Regions from separate parts of the Homo sapiens genome. Here region 2 is linked to region 1. Evidence: chromatin loops called from intact Hi-C (ENCODE). Cell type or tissue: ascending aorta. All regions are shown on one strand. Each heading gives the region's core, and the rest is flanking DNA. Links, peaks and the distances in the headings are about the cores only.

Region 1 (6,388 bases), core at 801-5,800:
GCAGGGAGCTCCCAAGGGGACTGCGTCAAGGGCTGAGGCGTGTCTGGAAGGCTGAGCCCGAGCTGTGCTGGTGCCACCTCTGATAACCCATCTCACGTGACAGACAGGATCCCCTCTTCCCCTACCGAGGATCAGGTCTGATTTGCCTGTCATCCCTATCATGGTTTGTTAATGGACAGTAGACTGATTTTTGGACCCAGATCCCCACTGGGAGCCTCTGTGGGACCAAGCTGTCCCCTTTGACTGGCAGCCAGGGCCAGGCCAGACAATGACCAGTCCTTGGACCACTCCCAGGCGTGTCCAGATTTGGCCCGCCAGGACTCCAGGGCAGGAGGGGATATAACGGCCCCTTCCTGCATGGCTCTGACTAACAGCCCCCTGGCTCCCTGAAGCATCATAACAGGGCCTGTTACCAGGGCGACCTTCAGGCTCTGTGGCCTGGGACCTGGGCCCTTGCCCACCCCAAGCTGGCTGCTGGCATTGAGCACTTATGGTGAGCTCTCCCTGGCTCAGCGGGGCTGTAAGAGGAGAATAGGGCAGGAGAAGGCCCTGTCTGTGCCTTTGGGGACATGTAACACTGTGGGGAGAATAGAGAGGAAGTTGAATCCTTGGCTTCTCTCTCTCCCTGAGCCCCTGGTCTCTTGATTTCTCCAGCAGGGACCCTGCATGGATCCAGACCATACCTAAAACTGAACTGCCCCTGGAAAACTGCTCCTTCCCCTCCACATCATGCCCCATCTCAGTGAGGACACTTCCATCACCCTCACACATGCTACAGGGTCTCGGGCAGCAGCAAGGGTGCCTCCCATGCTCTCCTCACCCTCTCATCCCATCCATCACCACAGCCTGCACTTACTTCTGCCTTCTCCCAAAAGCCTCTGGAACCCCCTCCTCCACTCTTCCTCATCTTCGACCTTGGGCCCAGCTCTGGCTGCCTCCTGGGCTGTGTCCAGATTGATGCCCAGCCTCTCCTCTAGACCGTAGACCCCTGGCCCCAATAGGAGTCTCCAAGAGGGTCCCTGTGAAACCTCTAGACTCCTGGCCTCCAGTTTCGGAGATGGCCTCAAGTGGATCCTGGCCCTCACCTCCTGAGCTCCTCCCTAGCTTGCCCATCACACTCAGCTGTGGCTGAATCTCATCCTCCTATCAGTAAAAAAAAAAAATGCATACCATCAATCCAATATATGCATATGCTTATTTATAAATTATATACATATGCTGCCACAGAAATGCTTGGATAAATTTGAAAACATACGCCAATAATAGACACTGGAAAAAGAATGAGAGAAAGATTAAATAAATAATATAATTTTAAAAGTTTTATTTTCACTTTATTTAATGGTATTAAAAAGCCTTTTGCTCTGACTAAATACATTATTACTAAAAATTGCCATTAAGTATGCTTCATTTTTAAATAAAATCTTGCATTAATAAAGTGGTACACTCACTTGAGAATCTGGTACTAAATTCCATGTATCTTTTCACTTGGCTTAATGGTTATTATAGTTGAAAAAATATATCTCACAAAGAGCTGAAGTGCCACGTGGAGGATGTGCATTCTTGACTGCACTTACTAATCACAAGGTGCAATTTTCAATTCTGTGCACAGGCTTTTGGTTGGAATTTGGCTTAACTGATGCCAACCTGTTGAAGGTGTTACTTTTTTTTTTTTTTTTTTTTGAGATGGAGTCTCACTTTGTTGCCCAGGCTGGAGCGCAGTGGCACAATCTCGGCTCACTGCAAACTCCGCCTCCCGAAGGTGTTACTTTTTAATATTTTTGACAAATGAGTTCAAAACACACTGAACTTCAGCAACAAAATCATCTCAAGATTTTATTCAGCAAAGTGTTCTCCCTATAGGGTGACTTTGTTTCCAAAGCAGTTACTTTCTTATTCAATCTTAAAATGTCACCTTTACCTCTGCTATGTATTCATTCATTTTAGCATCTGCTGGATAGCATCCCCTAATTGTCACAGAAGGAGCCAGCACATTTGGATCATTTGTCTTTTCGTAGAAGAAAAAGGCAAATTTCTGCCAGGTGCCGTGGCTCACACCTGTAATCCCAGCACTTTGAGAGGCTGAGGCAGGTGGATCACTTGAGGTCAGGAGTTCGAGACCAGCCTGGCCAAAATGGCAAAACCCTATCTCTACTAAAAATATAAAAATTAGCCAGAATCCCAGCTACTCAGGACGCCGAGGCAGAAGAATTGCTTGAACCCGAGAGGCAGAGGTTGCAGTGAGCTGGGATGGCACCACTGCACTCTAGCCTAGGTGATAAAGCGAGACCGTCTCAAAAATGAAAAAAAATAAAATAAAAAAATAAAGAAAAGGAAAGAGGAAAGAAAGAGAGAGAGGAAGGAAGGAAGGAAGGAAGGAAAAAAAGGCAAAGCTCATCTTCAAGGTATAACTCTTTTAAGTATTTTGCTGTGAGATAACCAGCAAGTTTCTGTATGGTACAAAAGGTTTTTGCAGCCACTTATTCTGTTAAGACGCTTTGATAAGATGCTATGATTTAATGACTGTTTTTATAAAATGAAGTGCCTCGATGACATCCTGTGGCAGGCTCACTGAAGGTGTTGCAGTGGGATGGCAACGTCATGGTCAGCCAAACCCATGCTGGACATATGACCTACTATGGTGTGAACAAGGTGAGGGCACCAATGTCAGCCTACTTAATAAATATTAGTAGAGCTTGAATTTTTCTTCCTTTTTTTAGAAGGTAAAATATAAATAGAAGTTCTAGAATTTTCGGCCAGGCTGTGACTCACACCTGTAATCATGGCATTTTGGGAGGTTGAGATGTGCAGATTGCTTGAGCTCAGGAGTTCAAGACCAGCTTGGGCAACATGGCAAAACCCTGCTTCTACTAAAAAAAAAAAAAAAAAACTAGCTGGGCATGGTGGCACATTCCTGTAATTCCAGCTACTTGAGGAGCTGAGGCAGGAGGATTGCTTGAACCTGGGAGGTTGAGGCTGCAGTGAGCCAAGATGGTGCCACTGCACTTCAGCCTGCACAACAGAACAAGATCCTGTCACACAAAAAAAAGTTCTAGAATGTTTTTTCTATATGAATGGATCACTTTGCACCCCATTTTGGACACCTCTAGGGTATATAATAGGGTTTTTGGCCACATTCACAGCCCCTTGGGATCTGTTCCAGTCTTCCTTCCACCTTGGCGCTTACGTAAAACTAAGTCTAATGTTCCTGAATACATCACACATTCTCGTGTCTTTGCAATGCAGCTATGTTTGTCTGATAGGCTCATCCCGATGGATTAGCTCAAGATTCTATACTTTCTTCAAGAGCCAGCCCCAGGCCACCCCTTCATAAAGCCTGCTCAGATTCTCTGGGTGGAGCCATTCATTCTGCTAGTTAACAGATATTATTGAGGGCCTATTATGTGCCAGGCACTGATCTAGGGGTTGCTGGGTATATAGCAGTGAAGCAATCATACAAAAATCCCTCCTTCAGGGAGCTTGCATTCTAGTGGCTGGATGTTGATGCTCTAGGTGAGTCCTTATCGCATTTACCCACAGACGGTTGGCCATTTACAAGTTTATCTTCCCAGGAAAGCATCTGTTCCTAAGAGCAGGGACCTCTGAGCCAGAGCTCCAATCACAAGTCCTAGCCCAGAGTCAGAGCCTAATAGATAATGAATGGAATAATACAGTGGGTAACACAAGCCATGACCCCAGCTGTAGATAAATATCTGACACCAAATCCAGACTGAGGTCCTCCAAGTGCCTGATCCAGCCTCAGGCTGGGCCAGCACTTGGGGCTCAGTCTCACAAACACACTGGTTCCCTGCCCCATGAGAAGGAACTGGACGGCCCCCTGCGGGTGGCAGGAACCACTTCCACCTCCGAGTGTCTCTATATTTAGCCATCTGTTGTGACCCTGCAGCCCTCTCCTCTCCATGGCCGGAGGGAATTGCCCAGCAGCTTTGATGGCCTGTTTTCCCAGGCCCTGCTCCTGCTTCCCAGCCACCCCCTCCCCCACCCACCAGCATCCCTGCAGGAGGTGGAGCCCTACTCAGCTGGCAGGTTCTGCATCCTAAAATAGCATCAGCACTTGGCAAGGAGAGGCAGCCACCTGTGTTCAGGGACAGCGCTGCCCGGGTGAGGGGCAAGGCGAGCGGAGGGAGAAGGGCAGGGGATGGTCTGGATGGAAACCTTCCAGGTACACTCCTGTGTTCCCTGATCCCCTCCAAGCATTAAGTCACTGGTCCCACATTATTCCAATGTGCATCAGGGTAACCACTGACTGTCAAAATAAGGCCTGAGCCTCATCTCCCACTTCTCCCCCACCCTACACACTCAACCTGAACAATAGCCACACTGCTCCACATCATGCCCCAAACAAACTCTCCACATCTGAAATGACATAACCCATTCTCCCCTCAACCCACCCACCCAGGAATGCCTTCTTCATCTGTTGAAATCCAGCCCATCTATGAAGAGTCAAAGGCCGCCTTGGCCGTGAAGGCCTCTGGTGCTGTGGGCCCATGCGTAAGTGGCCATGCTTCAGTGCTTTCTGTCCCTGGTTCAAGCTTGTCCATCCTGTAACTTTACTTGGTTCAAAAAGCCCCCAGGTCGATGGTTGGCAGATGAGGCCCTAGCCTCAGCTTGCTGTGTGATTCTGAGGATGTCACTTCCCTATCTGGCCCTCAGTTTTCCTGGCCATGAAATGGGATTCTATTTCATGATCTCAGTGGGCTCTCCCAGGGGTCTGAGCCTCTGATTCACCATTTGGGGGGAATAAGAGCATTTTGGTAAAGGGAACTCGCCCTGAACCTGGAGCTATTGATGGTGTGGTCCCCTCTCCCTGCCCTATCCTTCCCCAAAAAGTCAGTTGCCTCTGAGGCAGGTGTAGGCTCCTGAGTGGGGTTCCTGACTGCTGCCAACGGGATGGGGCACTGTGGCAAGGCTGGCTTCCAAACCAGCAGGGCAGCCTCCCGTGCAAGGAGGCCTCCCTCTCCTGCAAGTGGGGAAGCTGCCATCCATCTGGTTCAGGTTCCTCTGTTTTGTCTCAGCGGGAGCTCTCAGCCCACAAGTCTTGGCAACTGGAACAAAACATCCCAACCACAGCATTTCCGTGTTGTTTACTTCAGCAGGGCCCAGGCCCAGGGGTTCTGCAGAGACCACCAGGATCCCAGCAGGACAATAGGAAATCTCAGCAGAGGCATTCCAGAACACGGAAAAGCCAGTTCCTGATGAATCCAGAGGATGTTCAAAGCTCACCAGGCCAATGAACCCCGACGGATTCCCCAGTGGGCCCTCTCTCCTTTCCGTAGATCTTCTAGGAGTTTTACCATTTAAAGAGAACTGCAGGAGGCCATCTTAACCAGACTGTATGTTTCATTAAACCAAGAATGGTATTTATTCTAGCAGTATTCTAGGCACTGGGATACAACAAAGAGCACAAATTGAGAGGTGACAGCGTGCTGGCAGTCCTCACAGCCCTCGCTCGCTCTCGGCGCCTCCTCTGCCTGGGCTCCCACTTTGGCGGCACTTGAGGAGCCCTTTGGCCCGCCGCTGCACTGTGGGAGCCCCTTTATGGGCTGGCCAAGGCTGGAGCCCACTCCCTCAGCTTGCAGGGAGGTGTGGAGGGAGAGGTGCGAGCGGGAACCAGGGCTGCGTGCGGCGCTTGCGGGCCAGCTGGAGTTCCGGGTGGGCGTGGGCTTGGCAGGCCCGGCACTCGGAGTAGCCGGCCAGCCCTGCTGGCCCCGGGCAATGAGGGACTTAGCACCCGGGCCAGTGGCTGCGGAGGGTGTACTGGGTCCCCCAGCAGTGCCAGCCCACCGGTGCTGCACTCGATTTCTCACCGAGCCTTAGTTGCCTTCCTGCGGGGCAGGGCTCGGGACCTGCAGCCTGCCATGCCTGAGCCTCCCACCCACTCCATGGGCTCCTGTGCAGCCCGAGCCTCCCCAACGAGCATCACTCCCTGCTCCACGGCGCCCAGTCCCATCGACCACCCAAGGGCTGAGGAATGCGAGCACACAGCACGTGACTGGCAGGCAGCTCCACCTGCAGCCCTGGTGCAGGATCCACTAGGTGAAGCCAGCTGGGCTCCTGAGTCTGGTGGGGACGTGGAGAGTCTTTATATCTAGCTCAGGGATTGTAAATACACCAATCAGCACCCTGTGTTTAGCTCAGGGTTTGTGAGTGCACCAATCGACACTCTGTATCTAGCTGCTCTGGTGAGGATGTGGAGAGTCTTTCTATCTAGCTCAGGGATTGTAAATACACCAGTCAGCACCCTGTGTTTAGCTCAAGGTTTGTGAGTGCACCAGTCGACACTCTGTATCTAGCTGCTCTGGTGGGGCCTTGGAGAACCTTTATGTCTAGCTCAAGGATTGTAAATACACCAATCGGCACTCTGCATCTA
Region 2 (5,000 bases), core at 1-5,000, 160 kb before region 1:
CCTAAAAATAAGCCAAAAAGAAATTCTGGAGCCATAAAGTACAATAACTGAAATGAAGAATTTACCAGAGGGATTCAGACAGATTTGAGGGGGCAAAAGAAGGAATCCACAAATTTGAAGATAGGACAATAAAAATGGTCGAGTTTAAGGAACATAAAGAAAAAAGATTGAAGAAACATGAACAGCACCTAAGCGACCTATGGGATACCATCAAATGGACCAACATATGCTTTGTGAGAGTCTTAGAAGAAGAGAAAGAAAGGAGCGGAGAGAATATTTGAAGAAATAATGGCTGAAAACATCTGAAATTAGATGAAATACGTAAACATCCAAGAAGCTCAGCCAACTCCAAGTCAGATAAACTCAGACCCACACTGAGACTCATTATAATCAAACTGTCAAAAGCCAAAGACACAGAATCTCGAAAGCAGCAAGAGAGAAGTGACTTATCGTATACAAGGGATCCTCAATAAGACTGTCAGCAGATTTCTCATCAGAAACTTTGGAGGCCAGAAGGCAGTGGGATGATAAAGTGTTAAAAGAAAAAGAAAAAAACTGTCAATCAAGAATCCTATATTTGGCAAAACCATCCTTTAAAAGTGAGGAAGAAATTAAGACATTCCCAGATAAACAAAAGCTGAAAGAGTTTACCATTAGACCTGCTCTACAATAAATACTCAAGGGAGTCCTGCAGGTGAAATAAAAGGACACTAGACAGGGACACAAAGACATTTGAAGAAATGAAGGTCTCAAAAAAGATAAATATGTAGGCAATTACAAAAATGGTTTGTAACTCCACTTTTTGTTTTCTACATAACTTAAGAGGCTAATTATTTAAAAGAATTATTAGTTTGTGGTTTGGGGCACACAATGAATAAAGATATAATTCTGTGACAACAACAACAAAAAGGCCTGGGGATGGAATATGTTAAAGAAACAGAATTTGTGGGCTGGGCATGGTGGCTCATGCCTCTAATCCCAGCATTTTGGGAGGCCGAGATGGGAGGATCACTTGAGGCCAGGATTTAAACACCAGCCTGGTCAACATAGTGAGATCCTGTCTCTAAAAAATAAAATAAAATAAACAGAGTTTGTGTATGTTATTGAAGTTCAATTGGTACAGATTTAAATTATAGTGTTATAACTTTCGGATGTTAAATATAATCCCCATGTTAACAACAAGAAAAAAGCTATAGAATATATACAGAAGGAAATGAGAAAAGAATTGAAATGTCTTATTACAAAAAAAAAAAGCTAAACATAAGAGGACGGTGTTGTAGGAAATGTACAAAACCTCTGTTGACCGGGCACAGTGGCTCATGCCTGTAATCCCAGCACTTTGGGAGGCCGAGCAGGTGGTGCTCGGTGACCTAAGGTGACCTTAGGTGAACCTAAGGTCAGGAGTTCAAGACCAGCCTGGCCAACATGGTGAAACTCTCTCTCTACTAAAAATACAGAAATTAGCCAGGCATGGTGGCAGGCACCTGTAATCCCAGCTACTAGGGAGGCTGAGGCGGGAGAATCACTTAAACCCAAGAGGTGGAGGATACAGTGAGCTATGATCGCGCCATTGCACTCTAGCCTGGACAATAGGAGCAAAACTCCATCTCAAAAAAACAAACAAAAAAAAAACCAGAAACAAAAAACAAACAAAAATCCTTTATAAGGAATATAGAAGACAAATTGCAAATAATAGAAGCAAATCCCTCTTATCAGTAATTACTTTAATTGTAAATGAACTAAACTTTCCAGTCAAGACAGAGATTGGCAGAATGGATAAAAATGCATGATTCAACTATCTGTTCTCTACAACAGACTCACTTTAGATACTTGTAAAAACATAAATAGATTGAAAGTGAAAGGATGGAAAACTATATTTCAACTAAATAGTAACCAAAAGAGAGCAGAGGTGGCTATATTAATCAGACAAAATAGTCTTTACACAAAGTTTATAAGAGACAAAGAAGGACTTTATATAAGAGGTTCAGCTGAGTGCAGTGGCTGATGCCTGTAATCCCAACACTTTGGGAGGCCAAGGCAGATGGATTGCTTTGAGCTCAGGAATTTGAGACCAGCCTGGGCAACATGGCAAAATCCTGTCTCTACAAAAAATGCAAAAATTAGCTGGGCATGGTGGCTCACGCCTGTAGTCCCAGCTACTCCAGAGGCTGAGGCCGGAAGATCGCTCAAGCCCAGGAAATGGAGGTTGCAGTGAACCGAGATCACACCACCGCACTCCAGCCTGGGTGACAGAGTGAGACCCTCTCTCAGGAAAAAAACAAAAGTTTCAATATCGCAAGAAGACATTATCAGCATTTATGCACCTAGTAACAGACCATCAAAATGTAAGCAAAAAACTGACAGAATTGAAGGGGAAAATGAACAGTTCTATAATAATAGTTGGAGATTTCAATACCCCACTCTCAATAATGGATAGAACAACCAGACAGAAGATAAGTAAGGAATAAACCAACCAGATCTAATAGACGTACACTTAATGAGTAAAGTGTTTCAGTTTTACAATATGAAAAGAATTTTGGAGCTGGACAGTGTTGGTGGTAGCATAACATTATGAATGTATTTAATACCACTGAACTATACACTTAAAATAGTTAAGACAGCAAATTTTACGTTACATGTTACCACAGAAAAAAAAACTAAACAACAACAAAAGAAACTGGACAGGGAAACTGAGGCAGGAGCCAGTTTGTAGGGCCCAGGAGAGCACAGTGTGAGATGTGGGAGGCTTGGAAGGCACAAAGAGGAAAAAAATGGAAGGTGGCTTTGGCCCTTGGTTGGGGGAGGGGACACAATAGAGAAGGAGGCTCCCTCATTTGGAGCCATGTGTGGATCTCTGGTCCGCTCTGTGGGCAGGAGACTGTGGCCTGTAAAGAGGCAGTAGGCTGTTAGGTTAAATCTGCCAAGCCCTCCTTCCAAATTTCCCAGTTTGGTGGTGGTGGGAGGAGGCCAGGAACAAATTGTCTCCTGAGCAGCTGCCAGAGCTGGTCTCCTTCCAGAAGGCCAGGTTTGCACTAGAGGCACTGCCCTTACCCAGCTTTGCTTCCAGGTTTCCTCTGACCCTGAAACCTCTTCCCCTATCCCTACATCCGGGAGCTAAGCTGACTTGCAAGTTCTGACAGGATGTGATGCTCCAGGCACCATGAAATCAGCATGGGAGCTGGAAGGCCTTGGGGATCAGATATCAGGCATTTAACCTCAACACCTTTCTCATTTTACAGGTGGGAGACTGAGGTGCAGAGAGAGAGAGTGACTTGTCCAAGGTCACAGAGCTAATGAGCAGGAAAGCTTCTAGACTCCCAGTCAAGAGCTCTGTTTACTTCTCTACATGGCACACATCACTGTGTATTCCCTCTCGCCTGTCCTATCCTTCCATCCATGTGTCCTCCTGTCTTTACTCTCTATCTGTCCATCCATCCATCCAACAAATGTTTACCTGCTGAACCTCTGACACATATTGAATCTTGCACTGGGCTCCAGGAGCCTACAGTTGGGGTGGGCACACTGACACAGACATACCTTAGTCCTGAAGAGTTTTGGATGCCCACTAGAAATCTGTGCAGAGCATTTGGAGCAGAGAAAGACCCAGTGCCGGCCACAGCCATCAGGCAAAGTGTCCTGAGGGAGGGCCTGGCTGAGAAAGTCCTTCTGGGCACAGAGGGCTGGGAGTGTGGGCTTAGTGAAGAAGTTAAGGGCCTTCTAGGCAGAAGGAGAAGCATGATCAAAGACCAGACTAGAGGGTGTGGAGCTATAAGTGGTTCAGCGTGGCTGGGTACAGGGGATAAGGAGCCCAGGGAGGGATAGGTCTGAAAGAAGGGGAGCAATTCTCGGGACGTGGAGTCTTGTGGGTAGGCTGAGGTGACAGGCCTTGGTGCCACATGCATTGGAGCCACAGATGGTCTCTCCATTGTCAGGTGCTCATCTGAGGGAGTCCCGGTGGAGGGGACCCAGGGAGGGAGGGCAAGCATTGGGGGCCCTTGTGTCCTTCTGTTAGCCTGTTGGTCTCCTCCAAGAGGCCTGGCAATTCTCTCTTGCCTTCCCCTCTGTCCCCACACAGGCCTGTGGACACATCCCCTCCCTGCTCTGTCTGTCCTCTGTTGGTCTCTCTCCCTCCCTTTGGCCTGTTGGCCCTTGCCAATCATGCAGACCCTGCCGTTTCTCCCTTGCTCATCATCTCCCTGTGTCTTAGCACCACGGCAGGCACAGAGCCCCCGACTGGAGGTCAGGGCAGGACACATGATTCCAGTCCTATTTTTGCCACCAACTGACCCGAGCAAGAATATCTTATTAATAACAACGTATTTGCAGGATGATTTCAGCTGACAAAGTCCTCTGACCCCCTGTAGGGGAAGATGTCACCGTGACCCAGAAGCCTCTTGACTAGGTCGAGCGTTCTGAGGGCAAGTAAACTCCGGGGAACTTTGTTATCATGCTTGGGTTGTTGCGTGATTACGTTATTGTGTGCAAAGGGCTCTGTGCTCAATTTATTACCTTCTGTCCCAAGACAAACAGAACTTCAGAATGTTACCCCACAGAAGGTTACTTCAGAGCACATTAGAATCAGTCCTGGCCCTAAGCAAACAAGTTCCATTAAGAGATTTTCAGATTTTTTTAAAAAGTTAGTCCATAGTAAGATACACATGTTATCACACAACTGGGGATATATATACAAGCTTGGCAGATAGTACTTACCCTTGCTGTGTGTAATATGGACTGGTATTTTCCTTTCTACTCCATTCTATTCCATTAGGAATAGCAATGGTGGTCATGTCTCTGTAAATAGATTTCACATCCCACTAACAGTTTACAATGGGAAGTTTTCTGGGACCACTCCCTCCTCCCCCACATTCAGTTGTTTCCTGATGCAGAAAAACTGCAAATCTGTATCTCCAGCTGTGACCTCTCACAGGGTTTAAATCTTGGCTTTGCCACTTCCTGGCGAGTCCCTTAAAGACTATTTCCTTTTCTGTAAAATGAAGAAA

What was found. A loop is a pair of places that touch in the nucleus more often than their neighbours do. Peaks named below come from ENCODE experiments on the same cell type or tissue, not always from the same donor. Only the 100,000 strongest peaks of a DNase experiment are listed, where the experiment ranks them.
Region 2: a loop joins it to region 1, with 2.7 times the contacts of the local background. A loop is called at or near these places in 1 of 110 quality-filtered maps.

What each region holds. Positions count from the first base shown.
Region 1 is chr11:76,608,634-76,615,021 of GRCh38, reverse strand. The region is part of intron 4 of LINC02757 (long intergenic non-protein coding RNA 2757); the gene reads left to right. Among named protein-coding and RNA genes, the nearest start is that of LINC02757, 19 kb to the left of the region's middle. RefSeq lists an enhancer at 5,532-6,230. In ascending aorta, for the core only: a CTCF peak has its summit at 3,811; a DNase peak (open chromatin) is centred at 4,033; H3K27ac peaks cover 4,203 bases.
Region 2 is chr11:76,772,149-76,777,148 of GRCh38, reverse strand. No RefSeq gene overlaps it. Among named protein-coding and RNA genes, the nearest start is that of TSKU-AS1, 8.4 kb to the left of the region's middle. In ascending aorta, for the core only: no CTCF peak of the experiment used is centred there; DNase peaks (open chromatin) are centred at 2,988 and 4,375; H3K27ac peaks cover 3,086 bases.